Regions from separate parts of the Homo sapiens genome. Here regions 1 and 3 are each linked to region 2. The links are chromatin contacts, found by Hi-C in ENCODE. All regions are on one chromosome and are shown on one strand. The core of a region is the stretch at or near the end of the contact, and the rest is flanking DNA. Distances in the headings are between cores, read along the strand shown. Region 1 overlaps PXK (PX domain containing serine/threonine kinase like). Region 2 holds the start of FHIT (fragile histidine triad diadenosine triphosphatase). Region 3 holds the start of PXK (PX domain containing serine/threonine kinase like).

Region 1 (4,550 bases), core at 1,156-3,655, 2.9 Mb after region 2:
CTCATCCCTCACGCCCTTCACTGGCACTGACCTGAGTACCTGCTGGAGACTGAAGCGCTCCCTCCTGGGCCATGTCTCCTCTACCTTCCCCCTTTTCCACTGCCTCAAAGACAGGCCCCCTGGGAGCCCTTCTGGAACCTGAAGGAGGAGCTGGTCACTGTGTCATGATCAGCCACAATGTGCCATCCCTCCTCCATAGCACAGCCACAAGTCCCCAGCAGGGGAGGGCACACATTTTCCAGTCACAGAGATCTGGAACGAAGCCCAACGACTGCTTATTAGCTTTGCAGCCTAACTTCTCTGTGCTTCAGTTTCCTCACCTGCTAAATCACACCTTCAGAGTCATGGTGAATATGAAAGAAGACAGTATATTTAGAGCAGCCAGCACAATGGCCAGCTTTGTAACTGTTTTCTTCCCTGCTAAGAAAATAGCAAACACAAAGTGTCTGCAGGTGAGTATATCACGACTCTAATCAGCAAGCACAGAAGACGGTGGCAGCACTGTGAAGAGCACCCAGAAAAAACAAAAAGCAGCCATTCTCTTTAAATATGAGAAACAATTGTATCAGTCTCTGATTTCTAAGAAGGAGTACCATGACTCCAGCCTCTGTTGTCCTAGATTCTATGCCCACTTTTGGCTATTTTTTTTTTCCTACGTTTTTCAGGTTATCCTCAATGAGCATAAATTATTTTTACAATCAGGAAAAACAATTTTTGGAAAAGTTTCTCAGTTTGCTACACATGTAATTTAAAACATGATACTTTAAAATAAGAAATCCTGGCCAGGCACGGTGGCTCACACCTGTAATCTCAGCACTTTGGGAGGATGAGGCAGGTGGATTGCATGAGCCCAGGAGTTCAAGACCAGCCTGGGCAACATGGTGAAACCCTGTCTCTACAAAAAATACACACACACACACACACACACACACACACACACACACAAATAGCTAGCTGTGGTGGCGCACACCTGTAGTCTCAGCTATTTGGGGGGCTGAGGCGGGTGGATCACTGAAGCCCAAGAAGGATCATTTAAGCCCAGGGAGATGGAGGCTGCCGTGAGCCGTGATTGCACCACTGCACTCCAGCCTGGGCGATAGAGTGAGACCCTTTCTTGGAAAAATAAAATAAATTAAATAAGGAATCCTGAGTAATAAAGATTGAGATCATCTGAGCTTGGGTAAGAGCCTGGTATGTTATCAATGATAAATGCACCTTTTTTCCTTTGACAAGGGAGCTTTTGGTCATTTTACTACTCATCAGTACTTTCTGTGCTGGGGAGACTGGGAAAACAGAAGATGAAAGTAAAGTAAAGGAGCTCTTCTACTTGTAACAGGGCTGCTAAAGCATTTAGTGGGAGAGAAGCTTGAAACTATAGGCTGAAGTCAAGCTAGAAGTCCCTACTGGTTTTAATAATGGTCACCATCACTTAGGATAACGTACATATAAATCTATCCTTCCTACTCTGAGAAGGTTGCTGTGTCATCCTGAGACACTAGCTCCAATTTCATAACCAACTGTGGAAGTGACCACAGTACACATGCCATGCAGACACATATCTTCAGAGAGGGAGGTATAACTGCTCTGCTTATGGGGCACTTACTCTCTGCCTTCTAGCCCTCAGTTTACTCCATCTCCCAACAATGTCTGAAGGGAGGCGTCACTACATCTCTTATACAACAAAAACCCTGAAGCTCAGAGAGGGTAGATGCCTTAAACAAGGGCGCACCACTAGTATGTGATGAGAATAGACTCCACCCCAGGCCAGTCTGACCCAGGGGCACAGCGGTTCCTACCTTCTATGCCCTTGGACACAATACTTTCACATGCTCCAAGGACTCATTTTGATGAACAGAGTGCAGCTGGACAGGCAGAACCAGTCTATCAAGTCAGGGGGAAGCTGACAGGGTGAAGGGCAGAGTAAGGACAAGAACCCGGGCCTGGAGAATATGAGTTACTATAGCAATAGAGCTCTCAGAATACCACAACCACCTGGTTTTAATACCCCTATACTTTGCAGCCTACCTCCTACTACATGGACACAAACTGCTGGAGCTGAATGTAATGTGAGCACCACCTAGAAGTTATGTACAAGTAAGAAACTATTTTTTCTCCAAAATGTTAAGCAAGCCCCATAATGTACATTAGGCAGTTAAGAAGCAGTCGAAAGGAACATTTTTATAAGAACATGCCTAAAGTGGACATCAGGTTTATGTGATCCTCAGCAATTTGAATAGTAGTTAATTTCAGTTGTACAAAAACGGAACAGGGTCCTCCACAAAGCTGTTTTGCTTCTACACTGTGCTCCTGTTAAACTCCCCAAGGTACTAATAACGGTTGCACCTCAGTGAGCTTCCTTCCTGTGTGTTACTCTTAAAAACCACAGAGGCTCTGGGACTCAGTAGTCACAAAACCCCAATGGCTGCAGGGCTAGCAGGTTCTATCCGTTAAGCTCAGTCTTTCTCAACCAGTTCAGCAGTTTGAAGAGAGCAGTGACCTAAGGCTTGATATCCAATATGGTAGCCACTATGCACAAGGGACTACTGAGCTCTTGGAATGTGGATAGGGTGACGAAGGGACTGAATTTTTAGCTTAATTTTATTAGCCTAGTGGCTAAAATACTGGATAGTGTGCAGTTACAGACTGTTTATTTGCAGGTATAAACACAGATATTTATGAAAATGTGGCCAGGTGCTGTGGCTCATGCCTGTAATCCCAGCTCTTTGGGAAGCCGAGGAGGGTAGATCATTTGAGGTCAGCAGTTCAAGACCAGCCTGGCCAACATGGTGAAACCCCGTCTCTACTAAAAATACAAAAATTAGCCAGGCGTGGTGGCAGGAGCCTGTAATCCCAGCTACTCAGGAGGCTGAGGCAGGAGAATCGCTTGAACCGGGGAGGCAGAGGTTGCAGTGAGCCAAGATCACATCACTGCACTCCAGCCTGGGCGACAGAGTGAGACTCCGTCTCAAAAAAAAAAAAAAAAGATATTTATGAGAATGAAAGCATACTAAACATAGTGTGTTATGACTTGCTTTTTCTCTCACTTAATATAACATGGATCTCTCTCCATAACAACACATTTGGGATTTTATTTTTAATTTCTTTTGGAGATGGGGTCTGGCTCTGTCGCCCAGGCTGGAGTGCAGTGGTACAACCATAGCTCACTGCAGCCTTGAACTCCTGGGCTCAAGTGATCCTCCCACCTCAGCCTCCCTAGTAACTGGGGCTACAGGCATGAGCTACCATGCCTGGCAAATATTTTTAATGTCTGTATCTCTGCTGCCTAGTAGCCACAAGCAATATGTGGCTACTGAGCATCTGATATGTGGCTAGTCCCAATTGAGATATGCTGTAATTGTAAAATACACACCAGATTTCAAATACTTTTATGACAAGAGGAATGCAAAACATATTAATTAAAAAAAAGTACAGACAGGGTCTCACTCTGTTACCTAGGCTGGAGTGCAGTGGTGCAATCATAGCTCACTGCAGCCTCCACTGCCTGGGCTCAAGGGATTCTTCTACTCAACCTCCTGAGTAGCTGAGACTACAGGTATGCCACCACACCTGACTTTTTTTTTTTTTTAAGTTTTGTAGAGACTAGATCTTGCTATATTGCTTAGGCTGGTCTCGATCTCCTGGCCTCAAGCAATCCTCCCTCCTCAACCTGCCAAAGTGCTGAGATTACAGGCATTAGTCACTGCACCTAACATAGTAATAATTTTTATAATGATTCCATGTTGAAATTATAATATTTTGGATATATTGGGTTAAATATATTATTTAAATTAATTTCACCTGTTTCTTTTTACTTTTTTAACATGGCTACTAGAAAATGTAAAGTTACATATGTGGCTAGCATTATACTTCCATTGGACAGCACTGCCCTAAGGCCTCTGTCGTATGTAGTGAATTAACTCCATCCCTATGCAGCCAGAATGGAAGAACTGAGAAAACGGTCACACAAATCATTGTCTGGTTCTGTGGTTCAGAAGGAGACCACTAGCTTGTCCTCTTTCAACCAATGCTTAGTGGAGCCATCAATCAGGTCCACCACTCTGTAGGCCCTGACAACAGATCAGCTTAGGGATGGCTGCCAACTCTTACCTCTTTCATTCAAAGTTCACTAGTCAGCTGGGCACGGCAGCTCACACCTGTAATCCCAGCACTTTGGAAGGCAGAGGTAGGTGGATGACTTGAGGTCAGAGTTCAAGACCAGCCTGGCCAACATAGCAAAACCCCACCTCTACTGAAAAGACACAAAAATTAGCCGGGCACGGTCTCACGCGCCTGTAGTCCTAGCTACTTGGGAGGCAGGAAAATCACTTGAACCCGGGAGGTGAAGGTTGCGGTGAGCCAACTTCACACCACTGCACTCCAGCCTGGGCAACAGAGTGAGACTCAGTCTCAAAAAAACAAAACAAAGTTCATTAGCCTCATAGAAACCTTCAATCTTACTCTTTTTGCACCTCATTTTCTTCAACTACAAAACTGGGATAATAACTAATGCAATTCAAACTATCATGAAGGTAAAACAAAAATCTAGAAAA
Region 2 (4,492 bases), core at 1,303-3,802:
TCTGTTAGTTTCAGTGACATGAGCTTGTGGTAAACCAAAGCCACCTGTAGCAGATATTATTGGTGCCCCGCCAGTATGCTATATTCCCTTACTATTTCAGCGTATACCAATGTGACTCTTAATTCTTCTATCTCTGGCTTTCTGTGGCCACTGAGGCAACTCTGTCTACTCTTGGAGCATTGCAGACAAGCCAGGGTCTTAATAATCCCTGAAAGCTGCCCCCAATCATTGACTGACGGTAGTTGGTGTTTAAACAACCCAGTTATCTTGTCCTCTTGGTGGAATCACTCAGTCTAAGGTACATGTTCCATATTGTTTCCCAGAGATTTCTAGGAGGATTAAGTTCTGGGTGCCTCTAGCGGTAATGTGCTAGATAAGGCATCTTTTTGGTCTTCTCTTCCCTATTTCACTTTCTTAGTCTCTTACTGGTGTTTCCTGCGATAACCTCCTAAATAAAATACTTGCTCTTGAATACCTGTCTCCAGATCTGCTTCTGGGAGAACCCATACTAAGGTGGTTATTAATTCAGTCAAGTTGCAGATCAGACAGTAACCTCCCACTGATTGTCTTGGCACTTGAAGGTCCTGAATCCAATGCAAGTTCTATGTCTTCATGCTCTTTGTGAATGTATCTGTTGCTCAAGGTCGTGGGTGACCTTGAGCCCAGCAGTCAGCATTATCCACAGCTGAAGTAATACCTATGTGCTCATATTAGGCTATCTGACAACAGTGCAATAATCATTAGACACCACTGTTTAGACCCTGAGTATGTTCATGACATTTGCCTTTTGACTGCTAAGTAGAAGATGTAATGATTATAGGCTGATGCTTTCTCAGGAGGAGGAAAGTTATTGAGCTTTACAGTTTCAAATGCTTCTGATTTTCTTCCACGTTTAGTCTGGCTGCTGACACATGTGTTGAAATCTCTCATGTCGATCAGCTTGAGAATAGCTGGGACTGCTGAGCTAAGTCTGTGCTCATAAAAGCAACAAAGAATTGTATTACAGGAAATGACCCCAAATTGACAGAAGATTAGGCTAGGAAGCCTGAACAGGTGTTTTAATCTCTATGCACAAAATCAGTCTGTACATATATTGCTCACATTCCTGCTGTTTTAACTATATTTTTTTTTTCAATTTCACTTTGTTATTCACAATTTGATAATATTTTATGTGGCCATGGTGTCTGTGTGATGAACTATAATCCAATGTGACATTCTCTGAGAGTCAAGCTTCCAAGGACATCAGATTTTCACACCAGGACACTTTGTAGGACACCTTGCTACTCTCCATGGGATTCAAATATTAGAAATAATGAGAGATCTAAGACTTGATGTAATTGCCTGCATGTAATGAATCAGGCCAAATAAAAAAGTGAGAGACAGAGAAAGGAAATGGTGCTAAGGAAAATGGGGACCTATCTTAGTGTTTGTCTGAGAGAAAACTGCTCTTTGTTTTTCCCGATGTAATGGCAAGAGTCTGCAGCCAGGAATCTAGTCCTTGCTTAGGAGCTGCATGACCTTGTGAAAATTACGTAGGTGTTCTGCAATTTGTAATTGCATTTATTGTAAAATTAATTTTACTTTTCATACGTCACTAGACAGAGCATTTTGAGGTTAGGAATTGGGTCTGAATCAATGATTTCTCCAGCACCCACATGGCATTTGGCACAGAATACATCAATAATGATTTTGGATTAAACAGGGGAACAAGCACAAGGAACCATGGTGGTCAGAAACGGGTTGATCTGCACCAGAGAAAGGGAGACTAGGGGAGAAAGGTCACTCTAGATTTCGTTCAATTATTGAAAATACGGTGTATTTACTATGTGCTGGGCACTTTTCTAGGTGCTAGAAAGACTACAGTGACCAAAACAAAAATCCACATCTGCAGGGATCTTGCATTCTAGTGAGAAAGTAAGATGGTAAAAAAGATAAATACGTAAATTTTATACAATGCTTCGTAACGACAAATGCTAAGGAGAAAAACAGCACAGAAAAGACAGAAAGGAAAAGAGAAGGGGCGCATGTGGTGCAATTTTGTTAGGATGCCAGGGAGGGCTGAGCGTAGTCGTAAATGACCACATTATTTGATGGATCAAGCCAGGGACTGCAAGTCTGTGTTTCTGAGAGACACATAAAGAAAAGAAGGCTTAAGGAATCCAGAAAGATCCAGAGTGGGGAAATGAAACGAAAAGAAATCCAGCCAGTGGGAAGTCGTGAAGGGATAGTTAAACGCGTTTTGGGAGGAAAGAAAAAAGCAAAAGTGCGGTACAGCCTTTCGTTACACGTGAAAAGAATCATGTTTCTTTTTCTAGTTAGAAAAAGCCAAAGATTGTGCGATTTATGCCCCAAACCCCCTTGTAAGGGGATTCTCACCTCAACTTGTCTTCTGTGGTCAGTGTTTCCCGCCCCTGAATCAGGGTTACTGTCACTATGGCTTTCAATTGGCCCGGCGTAGGCGCATGCTCTGCGCGTATTGGCCTCCGCTCCTGTCCCCAGACAAGCGGCCATCTTGGGTCCCGCCCCTACCGTGGGGTCTTCTGGGAATTGCAGTCCCCGCTCTGCTCTGTCCGGTCACAGGACTTTTTGCCCTCTGTTCCCGGGTCCCTCAGGCGGCCACCCAGTGGGCACACTCCCAGGCGGCGCTCCGGCCCCGCGCTCCCTCCCTCTGCCTTTCATTCCCAGCTGTCAACATCCTGGAAGGTAGGGGCGGGGAGGCAAGCCCAAGTGGAATACTGTTTCTGGGGCGCGGGTCTGGGTTTCCACGCGCGTCAGGTCATCACCCCGGAGCCCAGTGGGGCCGGCGCCGCTCACGGGGCGGTGGGCTTCTGTCCCGAGTACTCTTCCGCCCCACGAGGGTCTCAGGGTGGGGACTCGGGCCCCCCAATTCCCAAGCACCGACCCTAGCCCTAACCCGTTCCTCCTCCACCGTGTTTATACATTGGGGAAACTGAGGCACGGGGCCACGCCAGCGGGTCCGGGGACGCCACAGCTCTTGGCTCTGGGGGTGTAGTCGGCACCCGCCGTTTTGGGATGGTTCGTCAGTTTCATAGACAAGTAGCGAAAATCCGTCCCAACAGGTCTGTGTTAAACACGCAGCTCTGGATTCCCCTAAGGGGTTGCTGAACACGTGCCCAGGACAGGAGCAAACCGGAGTATAGAGAAGGCAGCATTTTGGGAGATAATTTTACATTACTACTTCAAAAACAGGCAAAGAGGCATCGAATTTATTGTTGTGGGAGAACTCATCGGTACTTGGTCGGACTTTCTTACACTTATTTTATGGTTGTTGTTTTTATTTTTAGCGTCAAAGGGGGGAATTTTAAAGGTATATCCAAGTTGGTGGTGGTGGGGGGTAAGGAGGCAGGTTAGTGGAACTTGAGATGCATCTGCAGATTTCTCTGTAGGCTCACATTCTGCCCTCGCTGTGTTACCTTGGAACAGCCACTCACAGCGCTTATCTGGGAAACAAGGAGCTCAATGCTCCCAGGTCAAGTGGCCAAAGGATGTTGCCTGAAGCCGAAATCTAAATTGAGGTTATGCTTGTGAAAGTTTACCACTTGCAGATTTACTGCTATTATTATTCTGGTCTCTCAGAAATGTGCTGGGACCAATAGAAAATACTCACAGTGGTTGTTTTAGTAAGGTTCTGACCTGGGCCGGGCCCAGACTACCAAGGGTGGTCCCTACTCGCACCTGATGTTAAGCCGGATCTACCTGAACTCTCCCTCCTTGGCTTCAGCCTGCGGCCTGAGGCCTTGGCCGCGGAGGCTTCTGGGAGTTGCAGTCCCGCCTCTTGTTTCTCGTCGGGCAGGTACTCCACCTCGTGGCGTGCCATTTTGCACGGCGAGATGTCTCCTGGGAGACGAAGTCTCGCTTCTAGCCGTTCTGTAGAGCAGCCGCTTGACTCGGAACTACAACTCCCATGTGGACCTGCGTTCATGGCTGCCGGCCTGTGTCCACCTGCTGCAACCTGGACTAGAAATATTTAGTAAAGAAAGAAGTCTAGGGTTTGTGTGTGTGTGTGTGTGTGTGTGTGTGTGTGTGTGTGTGTGTGTGTGTGTGTGTGTTGTTATTGATTGCATATGCTGTTCTAAGTGTTAGATATGGGATTGTTGTATACGGTGTTCCAAGTATTAACGTACATGCTTCCAAAACCACTAACACTTGACCATTTAGAACCTGTTCACATGATCTCTTTTTAATACTACATTTCCCATTTGTATATGAGAAAAAACTTGAGAAGATAGCCCATGATTACACAGCTAGCAATATAATATATATTCAATAAAATATATGTGTTATAATTTAATCCTCTTAAAAGCTATATGAGAGTGAGAACCATTTTTATATCAACTTTACAGATTAGAAAACTAAGGCTAGGAAAGTTAAGTAACTTGTTCAAGTTAAAACACTGGTGAATAAAAGGACTGAGACTGTAAGCCCTTCTGCTTAACAGTCTCTGCTTAGAGAAAGACCTTACCTTACAGAG
Region 3 (4,830 bases), core at 954-3,453, 2.9 Mb after region 2:
AGACCAGCCTGGACAACATGGTGAGACGCTGTCTCCACACACACACACACACACACACACACACACACACACACACCAGCCTGGACAACATGGTGAGACGCTGTCTCTACACACACACACACACACACACACACAGACACACACACACACACACACACACACACACCCTTACAATAAAAACAGAATCCTATTACATCTTTCGCCACCTAGCTAAAGCACTGATCTCTAAGTTATTTTTTCAATGTTTACAATTACCATTTTACATAAACAGAAAAAGAGGCATAGTAAGGTTGAAGTTGGATTATTTAGTCATTTGATAAACACATTTGAAATCCTATCAAAAACCAGGGAATGAGACTCAAAAGTGAGGAAGAAGTGCCCCTCCTCTTGTAGCCTGGTGGAGACAAAAAGTAAAGAAGTAATTACAGGACAAACTAATCAAGATTAAGGTGTGGGTAGGCACATGGGCTGGGGCTGTAGAAATCATGAATGCTTCCTAGGGAAAGTAATTTGTGAGTATTTAGAAACATCTATCTCTTTATTTTCAATACAAAATAAACCTAAAGGACTCGACACTATTCCCTGAAAGGTTATAAGACTTACTTGCCAATAGTCAAGTCAAAAATCAAATTTAATAGCTGAATTACTCTTGACTCCCTATCCTAAATTTCAACCCTTATGCCATACTCCCTTTAGGCACAAATGATAGCAAGTTTAACAAATTCTGTCCTGTATGTGCCTTCTCACATGTCTACAGAATAGGATTAAAGACACACAGCGTGAAATAAATAGCCCTTTTTAAAAAGATAATAATTTTCTTAACTGGAAGTGAATGCTTTGAACAATTCAAGCCCTACAAAGCACGGCTGTCAGAAGAGGAAACTGAGGTTCAAAAAAGTCTCACTTTAATACAACAGAATAAAAGGTCTCTTTGAAGTCATCAGAAGAGCTTGAACGAAAAGAGAAACAGAAGGCTATTGTGAGCTTTAGCCTCCAGATGATGACCCCCCAAACACACTGCAATGGTAAACAAACAAGCCTCTGAGTCTGAATCTGATTCGGTGGACTGACAAAACATCACAATTGAAGGAATCTCTCTCCTCACTCATTACTTTTCCAAAAAAGTCCCACTAGCTGATAGCTCCAGGTTTCTTGCTGGTTCCTAGATTTATTGCTTGGAAATTATAATGCATAGTGGGCCTTTCAAAAAAAAAAAAAGGTACAAGCAAATGAAAACAACCACGGTTTTAAAGCCCCATAAAAGACCGTATATGTAGCAGAAATGAACCCTGCCAATGTTTACTATGAGGACCTATTACTCCTTTATGCTACTCGAGTGGATTTTAAACTCAAATGAATGCTACCACTGCCCACTAAAGAGCAAGTTAGAGAAGCACATTCATACACCTGCTTAACAGCGCCCCGACTGCCGCCCCCACCACTTCCCGGGACCAGGGCCAAGCGGCTGACCTGGAAACGGGGCTGCAGACCCCAGCCACTTACACTCTGCTGTCCCAACAAGTAGGCTCTGGAGTCACACTTCATTTGGCCCGGCACACCCTCATCCCCATCACCCAGACCCTCAGCTGCAAGGAGGAAATTACACGGCCTCAAAAAGGAAAAGGCTGGCGGCGGGCAGAAGTGGATGGTCCTGAGCGGTCTCGTTCCTGCTCCCCTAGTCCAAGGTGAGCCCGGGAATCCCGCAGCCCCCGCCCCCGCCCCCCAACTCGGAGTCGCTTTCCTGGTCGCCGCCGAGCTCCTTCCACCCCGCGGCGCCGGGAGCTGCGGTCCCCATCCTTGGCCCCTCCGGGCCTCAGCGTTCGCCTGGGCCCCAGGGGCCCTGACCCAGACCCAGCGGCGCGCCACAGCCTTCTCGGCCAGGGCCGCCCACCCTGTGGCCCGGTCTCCGTCCGACGACCCTGCCCGGCCCGCGCCAGGCAGCCCGCAGCCCCCTCGCGGCCCGGGGCCGCCCCACGCCGCCCGCCCGCCCGCTGGGCCGCGCACCGTGTGGGACTGCAGGCTCTGGCTCGCCTCGATGGCTGCTGTCAGCGGCACCGTGTCGTCCAGCAGCACCTTGCCGGCTGGCGGCTTCTCCATGAAGGCCATCCCGGGACGCCCGGCCGCCGCCGCCTAGGGACGCGAGGTAGGAACCCGAGGCGCCGACTCCCGCCGCCCGCCCGGTTCCACCGCCGCCGCTGTCAACACGCGCCGCCCCACGCGCCGCCGGGCCCGCGGGGTCCTAGCGCCGCCCTTCCCACGGCCGCCGCCCCGGAGTCCTAGCGCCGACCCAGCGCAGAACGTGTGGGGGCCGCCAGCACTGCCGCCCGCTGGCCCGCTCCTCCGCCTCGCGGCTGCCATGGGCCTGCGCTTCCCTGCTCCTCGCAGCCGCACCGCAGACCCGGTGCCCTTAGCTCCGGGCTTCGGACCAGGGAACACCACCCTAAGCCATCACTACCAGGATCCTCAGATCCAGAGACGCCTGGTCCTGAGCCCTGGGATCCAGGAATCTTCAGGGCGAGATTTCCAAACCAGGCCTCTCAGAACTGGGCTTTTCGGGGACCGTACCTCTTGAAACCCTCAGAACTGGATCTCTCTCATCCCCCAGGCCCAAGGACCCTAAAACTCAGAAAAAGGGCCTTTAGGATGGGACCCCCAGTCTGAGCCCTGCAAACCCAGAGACTTTCTGAAACAAGCCCTTCCTATTGAAACTTCACAGGGACTCTTGAACGTGGCTCCTCAGGCCTGAACACCTAAGAGCTGGACCCCATAATTGGAGGTCTTGGGCCCCAGAACCCTCAGACCCAAGCTCTAAGAACTGGAGACCCTATAAAATGGTCCAGAGACCCCTAGCCTCTACTCTTGGCCCCCACTGCGGGCTCAACCACATCCCTTAGACTTGGGAGTTTTTGATCCCACCATATGGACTAGAAGAACTTCAAACCAAGAGCCAAGCCAGAGAACCTTGGGATCAACTTCTCAGCCCTAAATCTGCCCACAGTCTGCCTGAACCCAAAGCCATAATCCTGGCACCACCTCATCCCCCCCATCTCCATATACACCTAGAAATTTCACCCACACTGCCCTCTCCTAGGGCAGCATTCCAGGATAGTGAAGAGTTAAATTTAGAATTGGAGGACCATCATCTCCATGGCTCTGGCATTTACCAGCTGTGTGATCTTCAATAAGTTACCCAACCTCTCTGAGTCCCAACTCCCCAATTTGCAAAGTGGAGATAATATTATTTGTATGAAAAGGTTAATACAAGGAATGCAGTAGACTGGGAAGGGGCTTGGCACATAGTAAAAACTCAAACGGTGGTCAGGCATGATCGCTCACGCTTGTAATCCCAGCACTTTGGGAAGCCAAGGTGGGTGGATCACCTGAGGTCAGGAATTTGAGACCAGCCTGGCCAACATGGCAAAACCCCCTCTACTAAAAATATAAAAATTAGCTGGGCATGGTGGCACGTGCCTGTAGACCCAGCTACTCTGGAGGCTGAGGCAGGAGAATTGCTTGAACCCGGGAGGGGGAGGTTGCAGTGAGCCAAGATCATACCACTACACTCCAGCCTGGGTGACAGAGTGAGACTCTGTCTCAAAAAACAAACAAAAAAACAGACAAACAAAAACACCTCAAACCGTGGTCAGGCATGATGGCTCACCTTTGTAATTCCAGCACTTTGGGAGGCTGAGGAGAGTGGATGGCTTGAGTCCAGGAGTTTAGCCTGGGCAATATGGTGAGACCCCGTCTCTACAAAAAAATTTTAAAAATACCTGGGCATGATGGCTCACACCTGTGGTCCCAACTACTCAGGAGGCTGAGGTGGGAGAGTTTTTTGAGCACAGGAGGTTGAAGCCGCAGTGAGCCATGATCATGCCACTTCACTCCAGCCTGGGTAACAGAGCAAGACCGTCTCCGGAAAAACAAAAAAAAAACAAAACAAAGTCAATATTAGTTTCCTCCTTCCCCTACAGTTGACAGAATGGAAGGTTCCTAACTCTTAAATTTGCCTCCACTAAATTTCTACACTTCAGATAAGGGAACAAAGTTCCTTGGTAATCCCACCACCACCACCAAAATTTGACATCACAGGAAAGGCCCACATCATACATAAAGGGTCCCTTCTCCAGATCTCAAGCTTATTGGGATTGGTGGGCAGCCCCGTTGAGTCAAGTAGCCATGAGATTGGTCCCAGGGGCCAAGATCTAATAGAGCGAGATGTGAAGAAGGAATCCTGGACCTTCATGATTCAGCCCTAAAATAATCAGAACTCTCCCTCCATTCCACTTTTGTGCCAGTGTGTTTAAAAGCAGCAGTCTATTAAAGCAAAACCATATGTCATTTAGGGAGGATTCAACTTTTTACTTTCATTTCTTTGTTTTAAGGCAAATAGATTATTTCTCTGCCAGAGTCACAGAAACCAAAATCCAGCTATAATCATTACTCCTATTGTGATGTGGACTGACCAAGACAAGGCTCTTTTCTCTTACTGCAGGTGGGAGTATAAATTGGCGCCACCTTTCTGGAGGGCATTCGTACATTCATTCAACAATTATTTGCTAAGTACCTACTATGTAATAGACCTAGTACTAGGAGCTAAAACAAATATGTATTAAGGGCTTTGAAAATGTTCTTATCCTATGACCAAGTAATTCTGCGTCTAGGAGGGTATCCTAAGAAAATAATCAGAGATCAGTAAAAAAAAAAAAATAGCATGCAAGGATAAATGACTAACAGTTGGGTTTTGGACAAATCTTGGTACAATCATGAATTTTTTGCAATGTTAAAAATCAGGCCAGGGTAAGTGGTGCATGCCTATAGTCCCAGGCA

The links. A loop is a pair of places that touch in the nucleus more often than their neighbours do. Pooled maps may share reads with other maps.
Region 1: a pooled map shows a loop between it and region 2 (4-fold over the local background). The contact joins the enhancer-like site here to the promoter of FHIT in region 2. A Hi-C loop is called at or near these places in 1 of 37 single-sample maps with no recorded cell type and 2 of 50 pooled maps.
Region 3: a loop to region 2 is called in a pooled map, with 11 times the contacts of the local background. The contact joins the promoter of PXK here to the promoter of FHIT in region 2. A Hi-C loop is called at or near these places in 5 of 50 pooled maps.

The regions. Positions count from the first base shown.
Region 1 is chr3:58,347,791-58,352,340 of GRCh38, reverse strand. All of the region lies in intron 1 of PXK (PX domain containing serine/threonine kinase like), which reads right to left. Among named protein-coding and RNA genes, the nearest start is that of PXK, 17 kb to the right of the region's middle. RefSeq lists an enhancer at 2,556-2,835. Within about 2 kb of position 2,405, at least 9 of the 41 ENCODE cell types and tissues checked have a DNase peak (open chromatin) inside an H3K27ac peak, as active enhancers do.
Region 2 is chr3:61,249,512-61,254,003 of GRCh38, reverse strand. It overlaps FHIT (fragile histidine triad diadenosine triphosphatase), which reads left to right and starts at 2,552. Exons shown (of 10, transcript NM_002012.4): 1 at 2,552-2,703. LOC124909387 (a long non-coding RNA gene) reads right to left here and starts at 2,412. Exons shown (of 2, transcript XR_007095939.1): 1 at 2,377-2,412. RefSeq lists enhancers at 2,455-2,749, 2,814-2,873, 3,004-3,133, 3,274-3,403, 3,684-3,963.
Region 3 is chr3:58,330,265-58,335,094 of GRCh38, reverse strand. It overlaps PXK (PX domain containing serine/threonine kinase like), which reads right to left and starts at 2,203. Exons shown (of 18, transcript NM_017771.5): 1 at 2,005-2,203. The coding sequence starts at 2,106. RefSeq lists silencers at 1,359-1,653, 1,900-2,429.